Regions from separate parts of the Mus musculus genome. Here region 1 is linked to region 2. The links are chromatin loops, found by intact Hi-C in ENCODE. Cell type or tissue: left cerebral cortex. All regions are shown on one strand. Links, peaks and the distances in the headings refer to the core of each region. The heading gives the core; the rest is flanking DNA.

Region 1 (9,803 bases), core at 1,025-9,024, 67 kb after region 2:
GCACTGGAAGAAAGCTCCCAGACAGCCACTCTGGTCAAACGCTGACACACCTGCTGGGAGAGACACCAGTCCTCTCCCTCTGAAGATGTGCCATGCCCCTTCCTTCAGGTATGCTTTCTCTCATTGCCCCACACACCACAGTCTCAGAGGAGACAGAGCAGACCTGCATCCTCCCTTACTGCATCCCCTGCAATACAGTGTGGGGTGGACAGAGCCACTGTGGGAAGGGCGTTACTATCATGAATTAGAAAACGGGGGGGGGGGTTGGGGGAGGTGAAGCAAGCCTTAAGATGGAAGGGGGTTTGCTGAACACACAAGAGTCACCAAGGTTTACCCCTGCCACTTAAAACAAAATGACTTGTGGCACTTTGAAATTGAGAGAAAAGACAGCCATAAACTTCTTTGGTGTGAGGACTCTTGAGGACCTAGCCCTATGTCCCCAGAACACTGACAAATACTTGCTGTGCAGGTCTGAGGAGTCACTAAAAAGTGGCCTTCAATATTTGTTTGATGGATGAGTGGGTAGAGAATAGATGGGTTGGTAAACAGGGTTTAGATAGACCGGTGTACAAATAGAAGACTGGATTGGATGGATGGATGGATGGATGGATGGATGAATAAATGGATTGACCTGATTGGATGAACAGATGGATGGATGGATAATAATCAGTTAAATAAATACATAATAAACAGATGAACTAGAAGTATTATAGTGATATATGTTTTCATAATAGTGTTTTTTTCTAATATTTAGTGCAGTCCTTTATCTTGGCTTCTTAAGAGTAGAACTCATATAAACAGACCTCCCAACTCTTAAAAACTTGGGCACATAACTTGTTTTGTTTTTTAAAAAAATGTTCTTATCATGTAGCCCAGGCTTGCCTAGAACTTAAGATCTCCCTGCTTTGGCCTCTGGAGATTACAGGCATGTACCACACCTAACCACATGTAAGCATTTCTTAAATAAAATCATATTCCATTTACATCATCAAACCAAAGAAAGGAAGGCTTCCTGCCACCTTAGTCCCCTACAGCCTAATTTTTACAGCATTTGAACATGAGCAATAAAGCCAGTTTCCCACTTTCTTTCTTCTTCCCTACCCCTGTACATCAATACACACTTCCTAGTTGTCTCTCATGCCTTAAAAGTGACCCCTTTGATGGGACAATCACTATGAACTGAGTCACGCTCCCTACCACCACAAGCCGCAGGTGCTTGACCTTGCCTTAGCGGAAGCTGCTCCCATGGGCCCCGAGACTTCCTCCTCAGGAGCAGAGTAGAGGCTCTTGAAGCAATCACTTTAGGATGGCAACTCCCCACACACGGGATGTCCCGTGCACCCAGCTGGCAACAGGCATTGCACATGACCATCCAGGCCCAGGCACAAATGCCACAACTCTGCAGATGTTCTTCCTCCAACATCCTGGGTATCAGCACCTGCTTCTCAGGGGGATGTGGCATGCAGAGTGACTAGTGAGAGAGAAGGTGGGGACAGGTGGCAGTTTTCCAGATGTTGGATTTAAACCCTCCTTGGTCTCTTGACTGTCTCCAGTCTGCCCACAGGTTTTTGGTTTTTTGGTTTTGTGTTTTTTGTTATTTCCTTCTCAGCTAAGTGTCCTTATACCTGCACCACTCAAAAAATAAAAAAAAAAAAAGCTCAGAGCTATGCACTCTAGCATCTGCAGACAGCAACACCATGTTTCTAGCCAGGACTCTGTGAACACAAGGCGTAAGCTCCCTGACCTGGTAAGGTCACGCTGCAGAGAAGTTTGGGGCCACAAACCAAGGGCAACCGCGAATGGTGTTTCATATCATGGCCCCCTAGATCCCAAGGAGACAGAAACAGAAGACAGAACATTCTACTTATATCCTGGAAAGAGCCAGGTGAAGGTAGGTTTGCAGCATTCACTCATGAAACTGACGCATTTACAAAGTCCAAGGTCACTGGGCTGATTAGCCAAGGCCGTTAGCACATGAAAATATGTGTTCTATTGCATTTAAGGGCTCCTATTGGTGGACGAGAGTAAAAACAGTAACACAGTACAGTAGATATTAGTATTTGATACCAACTCCATTTTCCATTCATTCCCAGACAAATTAAACAGTTAAGAGTGTGTGTTTACTTGGTTGAAATACTCTCCAGTATAGCTCATACTGGACTTCAAGTTAGTCAGAACCTGCAGATATGAGTAGGGATATTGCACTGTGGATGAAGTATTTGCCTTGTTAAGGTGAGGACATGAGTTCTAATCCCCAACACCCATGTAAATGCTAGGCAGGCATGACAGCCACCTATAAACCCATCAAAATGGACTCAGGGGATCCCCTAGGTATGTTGGGTAAGGGGGCCAGCCAGAACCAGTGTGCTCTGGGTTCAGCAAGAGTTCCTGCCTCAATATGTAAAATGGAGAATAATCAAAGAAGAAGCACGTGATGAAAACTTCCAGCCTCCATGTGCACGCACACACGCATTCCCATCTAACCCCACACACATATGTGCACGAATGCCAACGTGCAAACTACACATACACACACTCACTACACACATAAAACAGATATGTTGCTAGCAAGCACTTACAGGTCATCACACAACTTTAAGAGGGAAGTGGGGGGGGGGGAATGGAACAAACACCAGACTGTCCTTGGGTGCGTGTCTCGTCTGCCCCTATGAAGTCCCCTTTTACACTGCTTGATACCAAGCCATCAATCCCCATCCTTCCCAGCTGAGAACCACAGCTGTGTTACCTCACACGGGCTCAGCCTTTAACCTTGCTCACAGCTGCGTGAAGGTTCCCCACATTCCGACTGGGCTTCAACAGTCTGCCCGAGGCAGGCTCCGCCAGTCCTCTTTCAAAGTTCGAGCAAAGAACCTTACATGACATTAACATTACTGACAAGCTGGGTTCTAGCCATTTGGGAAAGAGATGCTCCCCCCTCCCACCCCATACCTTGTTTAAGGACGAGTTCAAAAGCACCCAGGGCAAGGTGGCACCCATCAGCACAGCTGCTCATAATGAAGGAATCAGTGAGGGAGTGAGAGGGAACACCATTATTAGTGTAGAGTCAGTCCAAAGCCGCCCTTAATAAAGCCCTGCTATTAAGGAATAAAAACAAAGACGTCTATTCTTATCAAACCAAGCAACAAGGACAACAGCACGCCTCCCAGCTATGCTGGAGTGGCATCGTGGCCCTGACGACCTAGGGTCTGCATTTTTTTTTTTTAACCAACCTCCTCTTTGGTTTCCAGTGTATTCTATATCTCCAAAGCTGTGGCTCCCTCCCGGAAGTGGGGCTACTCCTCATTAGCTTACCTGAGCCCCCTTCAACAGCACTTGAAAACACAGTGACATAAACACCTAGCATGCCCCCGCAACCATTCCCACGCAAAAAAAAAAAAAAAAAAAAAAAAAAAAAAAAAAAAAAAAAAAAAACAGCAATCAATCTGCCTAACTCTACAAGATTCTATGCAACTAGATTGCCAGATACCAGAAAAGCCAGAAACCAAAATCAACATATCATAAAAGATTGCGCTTGTCAACTGGCTAGGAAGTTTCAGAGAGATGTTGCCTGATAAATATTCGCAGAGAAATATGTTTACAGGGTTTTTTTTTTTTTTTCCAGCACACAGGAGACCGCAAAGAATCTTGACTTTTGCTGTAGAAAGGGGGTGTAGGGGAGAAAACTACCCACAAATAGAAACCTCCTGCTCGGCCAGGAAGACGTGTAGAGTCCATCTACCGTGTCCTGTGGATATCGATCGCTCTGCAAGGCATTTCTGTCCCAAGCTTTCAAATTTGCTTGTACCAGGCAGGGATTTGAAGGAGACGGTAATAGCAGGTAAACGGGGCTTCCCGCTTCTACTCACGGCCCCATGTCAGGACCCCACTGGGAAGACTTGGGTCAGATAGACAGTAGAGCATCTGTGGAAGTATTCTCCTATCCCCCCACCCACCCCCACCCCCATCCCCTATACACACACAGCAGCTGCAGAAGGCCGACCCAGGAGACCCTGGGCTGAAAGGGTCTCTGGCCAACTGTGTTCTTAACGGCCCGTGGTACACTAGCTGACATTCTCGCACAGCAGGGCTGTTGAGAATTATTTCTAAACCGGTTAGGGCCAGTTGGGAAGTCCACACCAAATTCTAGGAAGCGTCCAGGGCCAGGGCAGACTAGGCTTCCCCGTTTCCCTTTGTCGCTTAGGCACACTCTCCTAGGGCATCATACCAAGACTTCCAGGGAAATCACCTGCTGCCAAGGTGTCTGCCCCGGAACCTTGGCTCCACAAACCTGCTGTGTACACACACACACACACACACACACACACACACACACACACACACCCACCGGCCCTCTCTGGGCCACCCACATCCACATCTACTCTCAGCAAAGTTAAGTCCCCCGGGCCCAGGTAGCCCCAGCGTCCTCACCTTTGGAGAAAAGGGCAGCTAGGCTGATGAGCACGGGAGACCAGAGGTACCACAGAGTCCCCATCTCAGATGGGCACATCCTGGAGACTTGGAGCGCGGGTCCTCTGCTCCTCCGTGGTGTCCTCTGGCTGAAGAAGGGATGTCGCCAGATCCCCGGAGAAGAGAAGCTGAGCTGGATGACCAAGACGCATCTGGCTAGGGACCCGAGCAGCAGGGCCGCCCTGTGCCGGGTCCCCACAGGTCCATAGCCAGGCCGCTCAGGCTCCGGGGTCCCGCAGCGCAGGCCGAGGCTCACCTCAGTCTTTCGACTGCGCTGAGGACTGGCTCGTGAATTGAATTTCACTCCACAAGGGGGGTCTCCGGTGTTGCGTCCCCAAGCATGGAGAGCGCTCTGAGGACTCCGGCTGGGAGGCTGCGGTGGGCTAGCGCGCGCGGGCGGCTGCGGGGCTGCGAGGTTGCGGGGCCCGGGGCGCGGGCAGAGGCGGCGCGGGGGTCCCCGGGCTGGTAGCCAGGCACGCGTGGGGACCCGGGGCACATAGCCTCGCCGCCCCCATCCCGCGCCACGGGGCTTCGGCGCGCGCGCTCCGCCGCCCAAAGTTTGCGGGGCGCTGCGGCTCCACCCCAGCCCGCCCCGGCTCCCCACGCGCGCCCGGCGCACGGCCGGCTCCGGAGACGAGCAGCGCTCGGGGCGGAGGGCGAGCGGCGCGCGGACGAGTAGGCGCGAGCTCGGGGCGGCTGCATCCGAGCGCACCCAGAGCAGCGTGCCCAGGCGGGCTGGGGTTGTTGCTTCCTAATTTCTCTCTCTTCCTCTCTCCCTCTCTCTCTCTTTTTAAGCCCCACCCTTCTGGAGTGACAGCTGTGAGCCCCAATCCGCAAAGTAGGTCCCACCTTCCTGGTTGCGGGGCGCCCAGCCTCGCAGTCGCCCTCTCTATGTGCTCGAATAGGAGGGAGATGTTCAAAGGAGGTTATGGACACCCCGCAAGCCCCGAGGAGCGCGCACGAGAACCAGCGTGGATGTCCACGCTCACAACAGGTGTGGAAAGGCCATCTGCCCTGCCTTCTTAAAGCTTCTGACTATAGGCGGCCTTCAGGCAAGGACAGTTCAGGAACCCCTAACATAGGCTGAAGTGTTTCCGGTGAACTCTAGATTGTGAGCCTGGGATGCCAAAATGACCCTCAAATTCCTGTCCCTGAAAGATTTCCATCCTGGCTCCCCGCTGGCCTTTGGGCATTAGGGAATTGGCATTAGGGAAGATATTTCATTGAAAAGCTAATAGGTACAGCTCTCCACTCATGCCTTCCAGGGTATCTAAGGCGAACTCACACCAAGATACATAATACCCATGCTAGTGTCCCGAGCCGGAGCCCTCCTCACTGCTCCGCAGAGCCTTGGAAACAAGCAGATGTTGTGGGGATTCAGAGAGGAAACCCAGCATCACTCCAACGAGTGGGTTCACTTCTGCGGATAAAAATGGACTGGGTTAGTTAATTTTCTTTGTGCCATGACAAAATACTTAACAAAAGCAACTTAAGGGAAAGAGAGTCCGTTTTGGGCTCACAGGCATGAATTGGTTAGTTTTTGTCCGGTTGACATGAGCTAGCGTCATTTGGGAAGAAGAAACCTCCGCTGACTAAATGCCTCCATCAGATTGCCCTGTAGGGAGCCTGTGGGCATTTTCTGGATCAATGATTGCTGTGGGAGGAGCCACTGGAAGTAGTACCGCCCCTGGGCGGGTGGTCCTGGGTTTTATATGAAAGGAAAGCTACAAAGGCCATGGAGAGCAAGTCAGTGGGCCGCTTCCTTCCACTGCTTCTGTGTGTCTGTTCCTGTCTCCGGATTCCGACTCTAACTTCCCTCCATGATGGATTTAAACTAGAGGATGAAACCAACCCACTTCTCCTCAAGTTGCTTTTGATCTTTGTTTTTATCACAGCTTGGCAGCAAAGAGCATGAGGCAGCTGGTCACATGGCATCTGCAGTCAGAAACTGGGGGCGAGGGCGCCAGGCTGGTGCTCAACTTGCTCTCTCTGTATTTAGTCTGGGGCCTCTGTCCATCCATGGTAGCACCCACATTCAGGATGAACCTTCCTCTTCAGTTAAACCTTTGTGGGAACCCCCAGAGGTGGGTCTTCATGGTGACTTTTAAGTTAGAACATGACAGGACTCACAGAATCTGGCTAAGGAGGCAATCCACACCAGGGAGCTACAAAACCATCCCCAGCTTTAAGCATTTTCAGCTCCCTGACTTCCAAGGGAAGATCAGAGGAGTCAGGGTTGTTCTGCCAAAAACAGCCCAAAGGCCTCTGTCTTTCTGGGTATCCTCATCTTTGGGGTACCAGCTCCAGATTTGTCCTGTGTGCCTTTCTTAAATTTTGTCTTTCTGGTGTTCTGTCTGTCTCTGTCTCTATATCTCTCGATCTCTTTCTGTGTGTGCATGAGCACGGGCACACACATGCGCGCGCACATGCACTCACACACACACACACATTTTCTGTTTTCTAAAAACTTTACAGAGTTAGCAATACAAAGAACCTGGTTGAAATGACTGCTGTGCCCATCCCTGAACTGATGTATCGAGGCAGGTGGGACTCCAGGCTGCCTTACTCTTTTCCCCGACGGATGGGAGAAACAGAGGTTTCATCTCTGGCAGGCATTTCTCTGAATGACCCTTCACATCTCACCAAGCTTCCCCCTTATTTCTTTGTGGCTGATCCAATTGTGTGGATTCACGTATATTTTTAAAGGTTTATTTATATTTATGTTGTGTATGTGAGTGCTTTGCCAACATGTATGTAAATACCTTGTGTGTGTACAGTAACAGCAGAGACCAGGAGAGGCCAATCCCCTGGAACTGGAGTTACAGACAGTTGGGAGCCACCATGTGAGTGCTAGGAATCAAACTCCGAGTTCACTGCAAGAGCAGCCGGGATTCTTAAACACTGAGCCATCTCTCTAGATCCCCAAGTGAGTGTGTGTGTGTGTGTGTGTGTGTGTATGTGTGTGTCACACACATATACATACACACACACACACACACACACACACACACACACACACATATATATATATATATATATATATATATATGATTTTTGCAGCCTTGGCTGTCCTGGAACTTGCTTTATAGACCAGGTTGTCCTGGAACTCAGAGATCCACCTGCCTCTGCCTCTGCCTCCAAGTACTAAGTTGAGTACTGGGCTTAAAAGGATGCCTCCACCACTGGCCAGCTCAAGCCTATTTTTAGGACAATCCTTAAGTTCATCTCCTAGAAGTGAATGGCTTCTATTTTTTATTTTAAAAATGACTTTACTTTTTTTTTTTCCTAAATCATCGTCCCCCTGAATCGTAAACAGCAGGCAACTCTTTTAAGGTATATCACCGCACAAGGCTTCTCTATGTCCTTAAGATCAAAGAGTCGAGCTGCTGCCTAGGATTTCTTCATCATACGTAGTTACCTGGCAAACATTTTCTCTGTTCAAACTGTGCAGACCCAACGAGTGGTTAAAATAAGAGGTAAGAATGACTCCCCCTCCAACTCTCTTCATGGGGCTGCTGGAATGTGTGTGCCCACTCTTCCACAGGCAATTAGCAGAGCTGAGGGTGGGGGAGCCAGTCCTTGGGAAGGCCTTCGACTATTCATGGCTGCCTGCCAGGACTTCAGCTGCAGCCTGGTGCCAGAGGCAACCCCTTCCTATTGGATCCACTAGCCCTGTCATTCTCGATGGTCAGAAGTGTGCTTTCCTCCAAGAATATGTGTTTCATCTGCAAAGCTATAAATCAATTGGAAGCCAAACTTCTACCGATGATTAAATAGCATTAACTGTTCATGCTGAGCGTGTGATCTCAACACTAGGCGGGCTTGCCATTTTACAGAAAGATACCATCCTCCAGCCAGTTTAAAGAAAGAACAGTTGTGCCCGAGATCTGGTAAAGACAGCAAGGAGGCTGGATTCGCAAGCCGCCCAATGAATGTCCGCAGTTGCATGCACTTGTGCCCATTTTGTGCGTGAAGACATCACAGATACTAGAGATCACACTATCGTAAGGCTGAATCCCACTCCCTCCATCCTTCCGGGATGATGCAAGGAGAAACTCAGGCGAGGACCACTATGAAGCATCCTTTGGGCAACTCCAGTGTGCTTATTTCAAAATGGCATAGCTCAATGGTAAACATTGTGCTTGCTGAGGGTTCGGTCCACAGCACAAGGGGAAGTAAGGTGAAGAAATGAAGTAAAACGCAGAGGACGTGCCTTTCCATGCAAAGCGCAGAGCCTAGCTGGAATTCGCTCACAATTTTGACATTATTAATATTCGTGCTTTCCCGGGCACCTCTTCCCTTCAGCCGTGTCTCTCTTGAAATTAAGTTCTGTCAGTTTCGGAAGCATGGGAGATTCTAAACCGCAAACTGGCACCAAAGAGCCCTGGAACTGGCAGTCACCTGCCCGTGAACTTCCTTTTTTAATATAACTCCCCATATTTCACGATATGATTATGAAATCAGTCAGGGACAAATCGGCTCATGACCGCTTTGGTGAGCAGAGACAGCAGCCATGAGACACACTGCGCTCCAGAGAGGGTACTATGTGGGGGGTGGGGAGTTCCGTCCATCTGTCACTCAGTCTTCCCCAGCATTCAGGTGACTGGACTTTGCAGCTGGCTGACTGGATTTGAGCGCAGGTGCCAGAGATCTCCACTAAGTTGAAGCAGCCAATGGCCACCTGTAGCTCTGCACGCTGCACCTGCCCTGCCATGGAACTTGTTCAAGAAGGCTGTTGTAGGCCGGTGGCGCCCCCTAGAGTCTGCAGCTCAGCATGATGGAGATGAGCGAAGCGAAGCCTTTGCCTTCTTCTACCAGGAAATTTGGCAGGAAATGTGGTGTCCCCACAATCCTCTATTCTTCCCAGTGACTGCAGGCTCAGATCAACTCTCCTTCTCAGATTGGCTCTCCCTTCTGTCTGTCCCCGACTCAGTCCGCCCAGGGCTCCAGGGTGTCAGAAATTTCTCACGTGGCCCTTTAAGTGATCATTACATTGCTGACTTCCAGAACAGAGCAGAAAGTCAGACCCCAAACGATCTCCCTGAACTGCTGTGAGGACCACTTGGATAAACCCCGCTTCCGCCACTGAAGGCTTGAGCGGGTAAGGATTCTCTCAGGTGGTTAGCACCGCAAGTCTGCTGTCCAAAATCCACCCGAGCTTTCCAGTTGTCCCTAAGACTCTGACAGAAACTATCTATGTGCCCCTGAAACTGGCTATTCCTATGTGCTAGAAAGCCAAATAACGCCATAGCCTTCATGAGGTGACATGTGCCGGTGGGAGATTATATGTGGTTTTCAAGTGGAGCCCAGGACACCTCAGGGTGACCCTCCAACCT
Region 2 (9,803 bases), core at 807-8,806:
GAGGGAGGGAAGAAGAAAATAGAGGGGAGTAGGGAAGACACAAGGAGGAAGAAAATGAGGGGTGAGAAAGAGAAAGGGAGAGATATGTGGAGACCCTGATAATAGACAAAGTTAACAGCTTTCTCCAGACCACTTCCCAAAACACACAAACAAAACAAAAGAACAAAAAACAGACAAATAAAAAATTTGCTCTGATCTTCAAAGACAGGTAGAAATGGTCATAGGAAGTATCACTAAATCCCTGAAGACCAAGTAAGATTGTAGCAAATGCTTGGCGCAAACTTCAGCCATATTTTATTTTTAAAATAGGAAGGACATTACGCCCTCAAGTCAGTTGCTTGGAAATTCACAGTCTTCGGGGACATCTTGGGTCACGTTATAAATAAAGCCACCCCTGTAGCTGGCTGGCACATCCTCACTCAGCGAAGGAGACCCGTGGGCATGCTGAAAGACCAACTGAAGATTGGCCCACAAGGGCCTGGGGGTGGGTGCCAGAGATGCAAAAGCCAAGAAGCAGGGCTGAGTCCCCACCAACAGGGTGAAGTCTTTCCAGATGCTCCGATGCTCCTTCAGCTTCGAAGGGGCTCACCTAGAAAGCGAATTGGAGTCCCTAGGGAGATGTTTTTTTAAAAATGAATCCTTCAGAAAGCCCAGCGATAAAAAAGAAACAAGCGCCCCGCTAGCCTAATGTAGGACAGACAAGCAGAAAATACAAAAGATGAAACTCAGACCTGAGCTAGGAGGGTGAGCAGAGAGCTGCGCGGGCGTTTAAAGGAACAACATGTGGGCAGGTCCACGCTAATAAATTTGGAAATCTAGAGAAAAGGGGGACGTCTCTAGGAAACTGTGCATTCTAAAAACACGCACCGGGAGAGATGCGATTATAAAGTAGAGAATAGAGCTGTAAAAATTACGACTCACGATCACGGGGCCTGGTCTAAGGAAAAGCATTGGTGTCAGAAGGGAAGAAAGCAAAACTCCCGCTGACCCAGGCTGGAGGGGGAAGGAGCGCAGGTCAGAGGATAAGCGCAAGGCTTAGGACTCAGTGTGGAGCCAACACCAGCATCAGCCTGGCTTTCCAGGTCTCAGGGGAAGGACAAAGGGGAAATAAACGAGAGAAATACAAACTCAGAAAAAAAGGACAGGAACATATCATTATCTGGAAACAAAATGAGTCTTTATTTATTTATTTACTTACTTACTTACTTGCTTCTTCATTGAGACAGGGCCGAACTTAGTCCAGGCTAAGCTGCCTTGGATTCCTGATCGTCCTTCCTCATCTTGCAAATTCTGGGTTTGCAAGTGTGCACCCCATATATGATTTTAAAAAAAAAGTTTAAGACAGTCTAAGAAACCTGAAATATAGTTTCCTTGTTAAAGAAAAAAAAGAGAGAGAGAGACAAAACACTAGGTGGCTGAAGAGGCGGCTCAGCAGTTAAGAGCACTCTTTGTTCTTGCAGAAGAAAGAGAGTCCATTCCTGGAATGGACATAACAGCATAGGGTGGGATGGATGTCCAGTTCCAGGGTATCCTTGCACGTCTGCTCTGTGCAGGCACTGCACACACACATGGTGCACAGGTATACATGCAGGCGAACCCTCATACCCACCATTTTAAAAATCTTTTTTAAAATGTAATAAAATGTGTTAAGATAGTACTTAAATTTTGAAAATTCCAAATAATGTGATCATGTGGGATTCTGACTAAGTAGTACCCTAGGAGTGACCAAACAAAGTCAAAATGTTTACTCATTTTTCACTCACTGTGTTAACAAACAGAGTAGATAGATAGATAGATAGATAGATAGATAGATAGATAGATAGATAGATAGATAGATAGATAGATAGACAGACAGACAGGCAGACAGACAGACAGACAGATAGATCTTTGATCTAGATAGATCTTTGATCTAGGGTCATGTCTGAAAGTTCCCTTTAAAGCATGTCAAAAATGTTCCTAAAGAAAAATTCAGCCCCAAGCAACATAGAGGAAATAGAGAGAGAGAGGAAAAAAAGCAAGTTGATATCACTGTTGATGGATGAAGAATCCAAGTGAATTAACAAAGATTAAAAAAAAACAAAAACCACGGTGTCTAACAAGAGGCAGGGAACTCAAAACTCAAACCAATAATGTCTCTTTACAAAGCAATAGCAGTTAAGATACACGATGTATAAAGATTTCATTTATAGTTCTCAGGAAAAAAACAAACAAAAACAAAAACAGCATCCTTGAGAATGTTCAACAACTTACCCCTCCCCCTTCTAGGGAAGGTGCTTATGTTCAGCTGGAGAAAAAAAATGAGCTGTTAGGTCCCTGTGGAAATGAACTGTATGGAAAAGCATGCTGCTAGACACAGGCACCACCACCATCCCCCTCCCCTGAGCAGTCAGTAAGCTCCCTTCTTAATGCCACCTTGGTCCTGTTTCTCTCTTCCCCTCAGCTCATGTCCACACCTGCTGGCTGTGTCTCCCTGTACCCATATTCACTGAACTCTTGGTGATCAGCTTCCAGAGGACTGGGGATGCTCTGAGCCTGATTGTGACACCTCCAAAGGTGATCCTCCATACATGTACTCCTGCCTGTCTTCCATGATGACCTAAAGACTATTCTGTCATCATCCCAGAGCCCAGGGATGCTGAGTGTGTGCCAACCATCTCTAAATATGTTATTTTACTAACAAGGCTGACTTGGCTGATGATCAAGGCTGTTTCTGATCTAATTGTGTTGGGGTCGCTGTATTAGTGTGTGGACCCAAGGTCGTGACAGGAGAAAGACAGCCAGCCCCTCTGGAGTTGGGGAATGGGAGATATGGCTGCCTTCTTCAGAAGTAGGTATTCAGGAAACAGGACCCCACTTCTATATCTCCATGAAACTGAATGCCCCCAACAGCCAGATGAATCCAGGAAGCCCGTTCAACCTGCCTACTTAGGCTTTGAATCACGTATGCAGAAAGCACAGCCAAGAAGAATACCTGAAGAGACCAGCCCCTAAAACGTGGAGTTTGTAAACATACGTCATCAACAATGGAAAGAATTCATTTCCCTTTTCTCTATCACTACTGTTGAGACTTTTTCTTCTAGCTTCCCCAAAACCTATTATTCTGTAAGCTATCTCCACTTCCGTATCCATCTTTCAGCCTTCCCGGCCTGACCTGGGTCCAACAGAGACCTGGAACTGTAGTCTCCAGGACGACTGTTACCCCATATTTCTAGATGATTGTAGTCATCTAGCCTCTACCGAGCATCTCTGATGAGTCTCCCCACACTGGCAGCTGCTTTTCCCTCAGTTCTCCACTCATCCTTTCACGAGGTCTTGTAGGCCAGTTAGTCTCTGCAACAGGCAACCAAGGTTGTCTCGGTCCTCCCTGGAAAAACTCCTTCAACCTTTGTGTGTATGTCTCTGTGTGTCTGTATGTGTGTGTTTGTGTATGTGTCTATCTGCGTATGTGTGTTGGGGAGGAGGGTAGAGTTTCTGTGTGTCTGGATGTGTGTTTTTCTGTGTCTACCTACTGAGGTCAGAGCTCAACCTAAGGTATCTCTCCTTAGAGGCCATTCACCTTGATTTTTGAGATGAGCTCTCAGACTGAGACCTGAGCTTCACCAAATAGCCAAGGCTGGTAGACCAGCAAGACCAGAGATTGCTCCTGTCTCCACAAGGATTACAAGCGGGTGCTTCAACACCTAGATCTCTAGATGGGGTCTCAGAATCAAGCCCAGGATGTCATATGTGCTTGGGGAATGTTTTATACCTGAGTATTTCCTCAGCCTCCGGACCCTCAGCTTTCACTGCTGTCCAGTTCATACCTCTGACCCTGCATGGCCTTGAAAGAACAGAATGGCAAACCCATCTCATGTCCCAGCTTACAGTCCCTGGCTTTCCATGCTGCCACTCTGATTGATACCATCTAAAGTGCTTGGCACAAGCACCCTACTGTACACAGTGGAAACCCCCCAGCCTCCTGGCAGTTCCTGCAGCTTCACCTTCCCTACTAACCAAGTTCAACTCACTCTGTCTCATTAGTCCCCCTTACCCAAGCCCCTACTATGCCTATGATGAAGAGAGGATGGATCCCAGTGGCCCCTGATACCACCTTCTTATGCCAACTCCAGTGCAATGCAAACATCATCTTCACAGCCACAGTTCCAAGCAAGACCACCCTGAGCCTCTCTGTCACCGGCTGTCTGCCACCAAATCTTTAGGCTCCCTTCCATTTGTAGTGATTCTTTTTATAACCTATTTTCTGAATGCATCCACCATTACCCCGCCTCCCCCTTCTCCACCAGCAGTCTGAGGCCCCACAAGGCTAGAATCTTCTCCAGGCACCACGAAGCGCTGGCAGATTTGTTGTGAAGATATTTCAGATGTGCAAAAGGATGTTAATTGTGGTGTAGTAATTAACCTGGTGCCATCTGCCAAACAAAGGTTAGTGCATACATGCGGAGGGTTAATATGCAGTCACGAAGGGAACAACTTAGCTCTCCCTGTTGCAAATTAGAAAAAGAAACTCACAGAAAGTGAAGAGCTCTGAAGGAGCCATGGAGCAAAACCAGGAAGCTTCCACAGGGCAGATACGCAACAGCCCCAGACACAACAGCATCATGGGTAATTCAGTGCCTACAGTTCACTCTTGGCCCTGGAGTTCTGCCCTCTATGCAGAGAAATCTCCTTCCCAACCACCACACACTCTAAATAAGACTCCCACCTGTTCCAGAAGCAAGCCTACCCTCAGGGGACCAAATGCTCTTCCAGAAGGACACAGAGCCCACATTTTAAGTCAGCCCACTCTGGCTAGTGACATAAAATAGCTGCCAGGGACTATTTTCTTCCAAACTGGTATATATGTATTGTACATGACACTGCGTTACATAAGGACTTTTTTCAAAGATTCTTTCTTATTTATGTGTTTGCAAGGGTGCATGTGTGAGTGTGTGTGTGTGTGTGTGTGTGTGTGTGTGTGTGTGTGTGTGTGTGTATGTGTGTGTGTGTGTGTGTGTGTGTGTGTGTGTGTATGCGTGTGCATAGACCACATGTGTGAAGATGCCTAAGGAAGCCAGAAGAGGGAATCAGATGGCCTGGAGCCAGAATTGCAAGCATCTGTGAACCATCCATCTGAGCCCTGGGAAAGGAACCTGGGTCCTCTGCAAGAGCAGCCATTGCTCTTAACCACTGAGTCATCTCCCCAACCTGGCATAAGGACATTTTTCATATAAGTACATATTGCATATTGGATCCTCCTCCTCCTCCTCCTCCTCTTCCTCCTCCTCCTCCTCCTCCTCCTTCTCCTTCTCCCCTAACCTGTGAGGCCTCTCTACTCCCCTAGACAGTTTCATTCTGACTTTCACATCATATAGACACATGGGCTTTTATGCCTCTCCATGAAACCTAGGATCCACGATGAAAGAATATAAAATGTTCATCTTTCTGAGAGCAACTGAATATGCTTGGATAATAACCATCTTCAGTTGCATATGTTCTCCTACTAACACCATAACTTACTTCTTCTTTATGGCTAAACAGAGTTTCACTGAGTATAGAGACCAGGTTTTTCTTGCCCATTCCCCTGTTGAGGGGTACCTAGGTTGGCTCTATAATTCACCTATTATGAACAGCAAGTGTAGCAGTAAACATGTGTCCCTGCAGTGTGGTGACTTTTGGCAGTCCTTTGAGAAAACACCTGGGAGTGCTGTACCTGAGTCACACAGTAGGTCTATTTCAGGGTTCAATTTTCATTTGTTTTGTTTTGGTTTTAACATTTATCGTGGCAAACTCTTAAAAATCCTACTTCTTAAATTTTTCATTTTATGTGCAGGAACATTTGCTTGCGTGTATGTCTGTACACCCTGTGCATGCCTGGGGCCTGTGGAGGCCAGAAGAGACCATTTGGGCCCCTTAGAATTAGTTCCAGATGGTTTTGAGCCACTATGTGAGTTCTGAGAATTCCTGAACCTGGGTCCTCTGGAAGAACAGCCAGTGCCCTTAAGCACTGAGCCAACTCTCCAGCCCCTACTATGGGCTGATTTCCATAGTGGCTGTTCAGATTTGCATCTCCCTCCAACAGCAATAGATAAGGATTCTTTCTGCTCTCATCCTCACCAGCATGTGTTGTTACTGGCTTCTTAGTGAGGGGGGGGGGGGTGGCAGACTCTTACTGTGGTGCTAAGCTGCATTCCCCTAGTGGCAGGCAGGTTCAACACATTCTAATGGTTCCTCTTTTCAAAGGTAGGTGTGTGTGTGTGTGTGTGTGTGTGTGTGTGTGTGTGTACACCTATCTGCCTGTCTGAGTAACTGAAAGAAAGTTTCCCCTGAATTGGTTTTGACCAGTTTCCTGAGTCTTTTTTTCTCTGCCTGGTGGCATTCCAAACACGGTTATTTTCTGCTTCTGGGATGTCTGTTGTTCGGATTGTCTTCAAGGACTTTGCTAACAATTAGAAATTAAAGCTATTTTTCTCTGGGAAACATGGAGACAAAAGCTGTGATTAAGTAGCTGGGTTGATTCGGGATGCGTCAGGCGAGGCTCAGTTCTCATCTACATCCAGACATCCTCGGAGTGATGTTAGGTCGGCAGCTGGAAGCCAGGCGGCACACGATTTGTCCTTCCTCCATCACGATGGTGGATGGCACACACTGGTTATGACGGTTGGTTTCAACTTGGGGGAATCTAGAATCACCTCAGAGATGGGTCTGGGGGGGGATTATCTTGATTACACTAATTGATGTGGGAAGCCTGGCCCACTGTGGGCGGTGCCATTCCCTACTGGGATCCTAGTCTGTGAGTGGAGGAGATGAACAGCACTCTGCATTGATTTCTTTCTGTTACTAATTGTGGACACAACGTGGCATCTCTGTCAGGTTCCTGCTACCTTGACTCCCCCAGCATGATGGACAACCCCTCAAACTGTTAGCCAAGATAAACCCATCCTTCCATTGCATTTGTTTGAGTATTTTATCACAGCAACAAGAAAAGACACTAAGGCCCAGGTGAAGAAGGTAGGTGAAGGATGTGCTGTTGATTACTTAAAGCAACACCCACCCACAGATAACTAAGACCACGTATGTTTCAAAAGCTTCTCAACTCAACATTTCAAAATATATTTTTATAAGGCCATCTCTGTCTTAGAATTTGAATACAGGTACTTACGGGACCACAATTAAAAAAAAAAAAAAACCAACTCCAGTATCCTATTGTAGTATTGAATGACATGCATCAAAATATCTAACATGGGTAATCAACTGGGTCATACTGGAATGTGAATACATACCAGCTCCATTCCAGATAGGGAAACTGAGTCATTTGACTCTTTTTTTTTTTTTTTTTTACATATTTTCCTCAATTACATTTCCAATGCTATCCCAAAAGTCTCCCACACCCTCCCCCCCTCCACTCTCCTACCAACCCATTCCCATTTTTTGGCCCTGGCGTTCCCCTGTACTGGGGCATATAAAGTTTGTCTGTCCAGTGGGCCTCTCTTTCCAGTGATGACCGGCTAGGCCATCTTTTGATACATATGCAGCTAGAGTCAAGAGCTCCGGGGTACTGGTTAGTTCATAATGTTGTACTTACAGGGTTGCAGATCTCTTTAGCTCCTTGGATACTTTCTCTAGCTCCTCCATTGGGGGCCCTGTGATCCATCCAATAGTTGACTGTGAGCATCCACTTCTGTGTTTGCTAGGCCTCGGCCTAGTCTCACAAGAGACAGCTATATCTGGGTCCTTTCAGCAAAATCTTGCTAGTGTATGCAATGGTGTCATCGTTTGGAGGCTAATTATGGGATGGATCCCTGGATATGGCAGTCTCTTGATGGTCCATCCTTTTGTCTCAGCTCCAAACTTTGTCTCTGTAACTCCTTCCATGGGTGATTGTTTCCAATTCTAAGAAGGGGCAAAGTGTTCACACTTTGGTCTTCGTTCTTCTTCAGTTTCATGTGTTTTGCAAATTGTACCTTATATCTCACTATACTAAGTTTCTGGGCTAATATCCACTTATCAGTGAGTACATATTATTTGAGTTCTTTTGTGATTGTGTTACCTCACTCAGGATGATGCATTTGACTCTTTTTAAGCAAGCCAACCCCAGACCCATGCTCCAACTCTACAGGGATATTTCTGGATCAAAAGTCCTACTTGATTTACCATCTCCCTGGATGAGATAAAGACTCAATATTAGTTACAGAAAATGAGCATCAAATAAGACCTACAGGTATAGAAAAGCAAAAATAAAAAGGGAAGCTAATTCTACTCTGAGGCCTACAGAAGGAAGATGGCGGTGACAGAAGACACAATCAGGAACCAGGAGAACTGTTTGTAGGTATGTCTTTCCAAGTCTCTGGAAAAATCTGGTTTCTAAGGCAGGGGTCAGAGGCTGGCTTTGAATTCCTCCTGAAAATTCACCATCTCTGTCGTGTGGGTGCTTTTTATTTGCTGGCCTGAGGCTTCTGATCACAGCGTTTGCTAAAACCAAGTCAAGTGACATCCTAACATGTGAGTGAGTTATTCTTCTAGAATCCCAGCATAGCTCTATCGAAGACAGAAATTCCGTAATATAATCACAAGCGGGAACCTAAATAGAGAGCATATTTCAAATAATGAGTCAGCTCTTACTGCAGCCATCCAATTTCATCCAAGAATAGCACTTGGCTAATTAGCCAGGAGTCAGCTTAATCGCAAGCTGACATTCATGAGAATAGAAATGGATTGTATGAAAAAAAATTGTTTACGGCTTGCAAAAGAATGGTTAGGGCTGGCAATGGAGGAAATTGGTGAGGTGGGCTCACTTCTCATAAATATGCAAGGGCCGCAGTTACAATTCCTTGCAGAAAAATCCCCATAGCACCTTCATGTTTTCTGTATGTGTGTGTGCATGTGTGTGTGAGTGACAACCACCCTAGGTACCATTCCTCAAGTACCACACCTTGCATTTGAAACTCAAGAGTAGGCTGGGCCAGCTACCCTGTGGGCCCCAGGAATCCAGCTGTCCCCCACCTTGTAGAGCCTGCTGCCATGCCCAGCTTTTTAAGTATGAACCCTGAGGACTGAACCCAGGACCTTATACAAACAAACACTGTAATGAATGACCCAGCCATGTTGAATATGTATTGATTGAAGACTCACTAAGTGCCAGGTCTTGGGATATGTTCCGTACATACTGAGTCTCTATTTTTAAGTGCCTTGGGGAAGTCAAGCCTGGTCTCCTCACTAAAATGCTGTTGAACTCTTCCCAGGGCTTATCTCAGTCTCAGTCTCCAGGATTCTTCATCCACTGGTTGTGAACCCAGTGGGAAAGAAGGAAAGCTAGAGAGAATGCTGAGTCAGCAAAATGTTTGCCTTGTATGCGTAAGAGTCAGAGTTTGATCCCTATAACCCACGTTTATAAACAAACAAATAATTAAGCAAATAAGTAAGTTGGCAAATAATAAATAAATACATAAATAAATAAATAAATAAATAAGCAAGCAAGCAAGCAAGCAGGCCCCATTTAGAGGCTTACATTTGTAATCTCCTGCACTGGGGAAGGGAGACAGGAAGATCCCTGGGGCCCACTGGCTGGTCAACAGAGCTGAATTAGTGAGCTCCAGGCCAAGGGAGGACCCTGTCTCCAAACCCAAGAAGGATGGCATCTCACAGTGCCCAGGGCTGTCCTCTGAGCTCCACACTCGCCAGTGCCTGCACACACGTGCCAGTAAACACACATGCACGCATACACAGACAAAATGTGTCTTCAAAAAGCAGCACACTTAGTTCACTGGGATCTGAGCGAGGGAAACTCTTCAGTATGATCAAATCAACTCAGGCCCTCAATTCTCTCA

The links. A loop is a pair of places that touch in the nucleus more often than their neighbours do. Peaks named below come from ENCODE experiments on the same cell type or tissue, not always from the same donor. Only the 100,000 strongest peaks of a DNase experiment are listed, where the experiment ranks them.
Region 1: it touches region 2 in a loop (2.6-fold over the local background); 3 of 42 quality-filtered maps call a loop at or near these places.

Annotation. Positions count from the first base shown.
Region 1 is chr5:128,427,858-128,437,660 of GRCm38, forward strand. Tmem132d (transmembrane protein 132D) reads right to left here and starts at 5,220. Exons shown (of 9, transcript NM_172885.2): 1 at 4,429-5,220. The coding sequence starts at 4,507. In left cerebral cortex, for the core only: no CTCF peak of the experiment used is centred there; DNase peaks (open chromatin) are centred at 4,610, 5,285, 5,811 and 6,368; H3K4me3 peaks cover 2,923 bases; H3K27ac peaks cover 1,541 bases.
Region 2 is chr5:128,360,706-128,370,508 of GRCm38, forward strand. All of the region lies in intron 1 of Tmem132d (transmembrane protein 132D), which reads right to left. Among named protein-coding and RNA genes, the nearest start is that of Tmem132d, 67 kb to the right of the region's middle. In left cerebral cortex, for the core only: no CTCF peak of the experiment used is centred there; DNase peaks (open chromatin) are centred at 4,353, 4,749, 5,055, 6,526 and 1 more place; H3K4me3 peaks cover 59 bases; H3K27ac peaks cover 1,799 bases.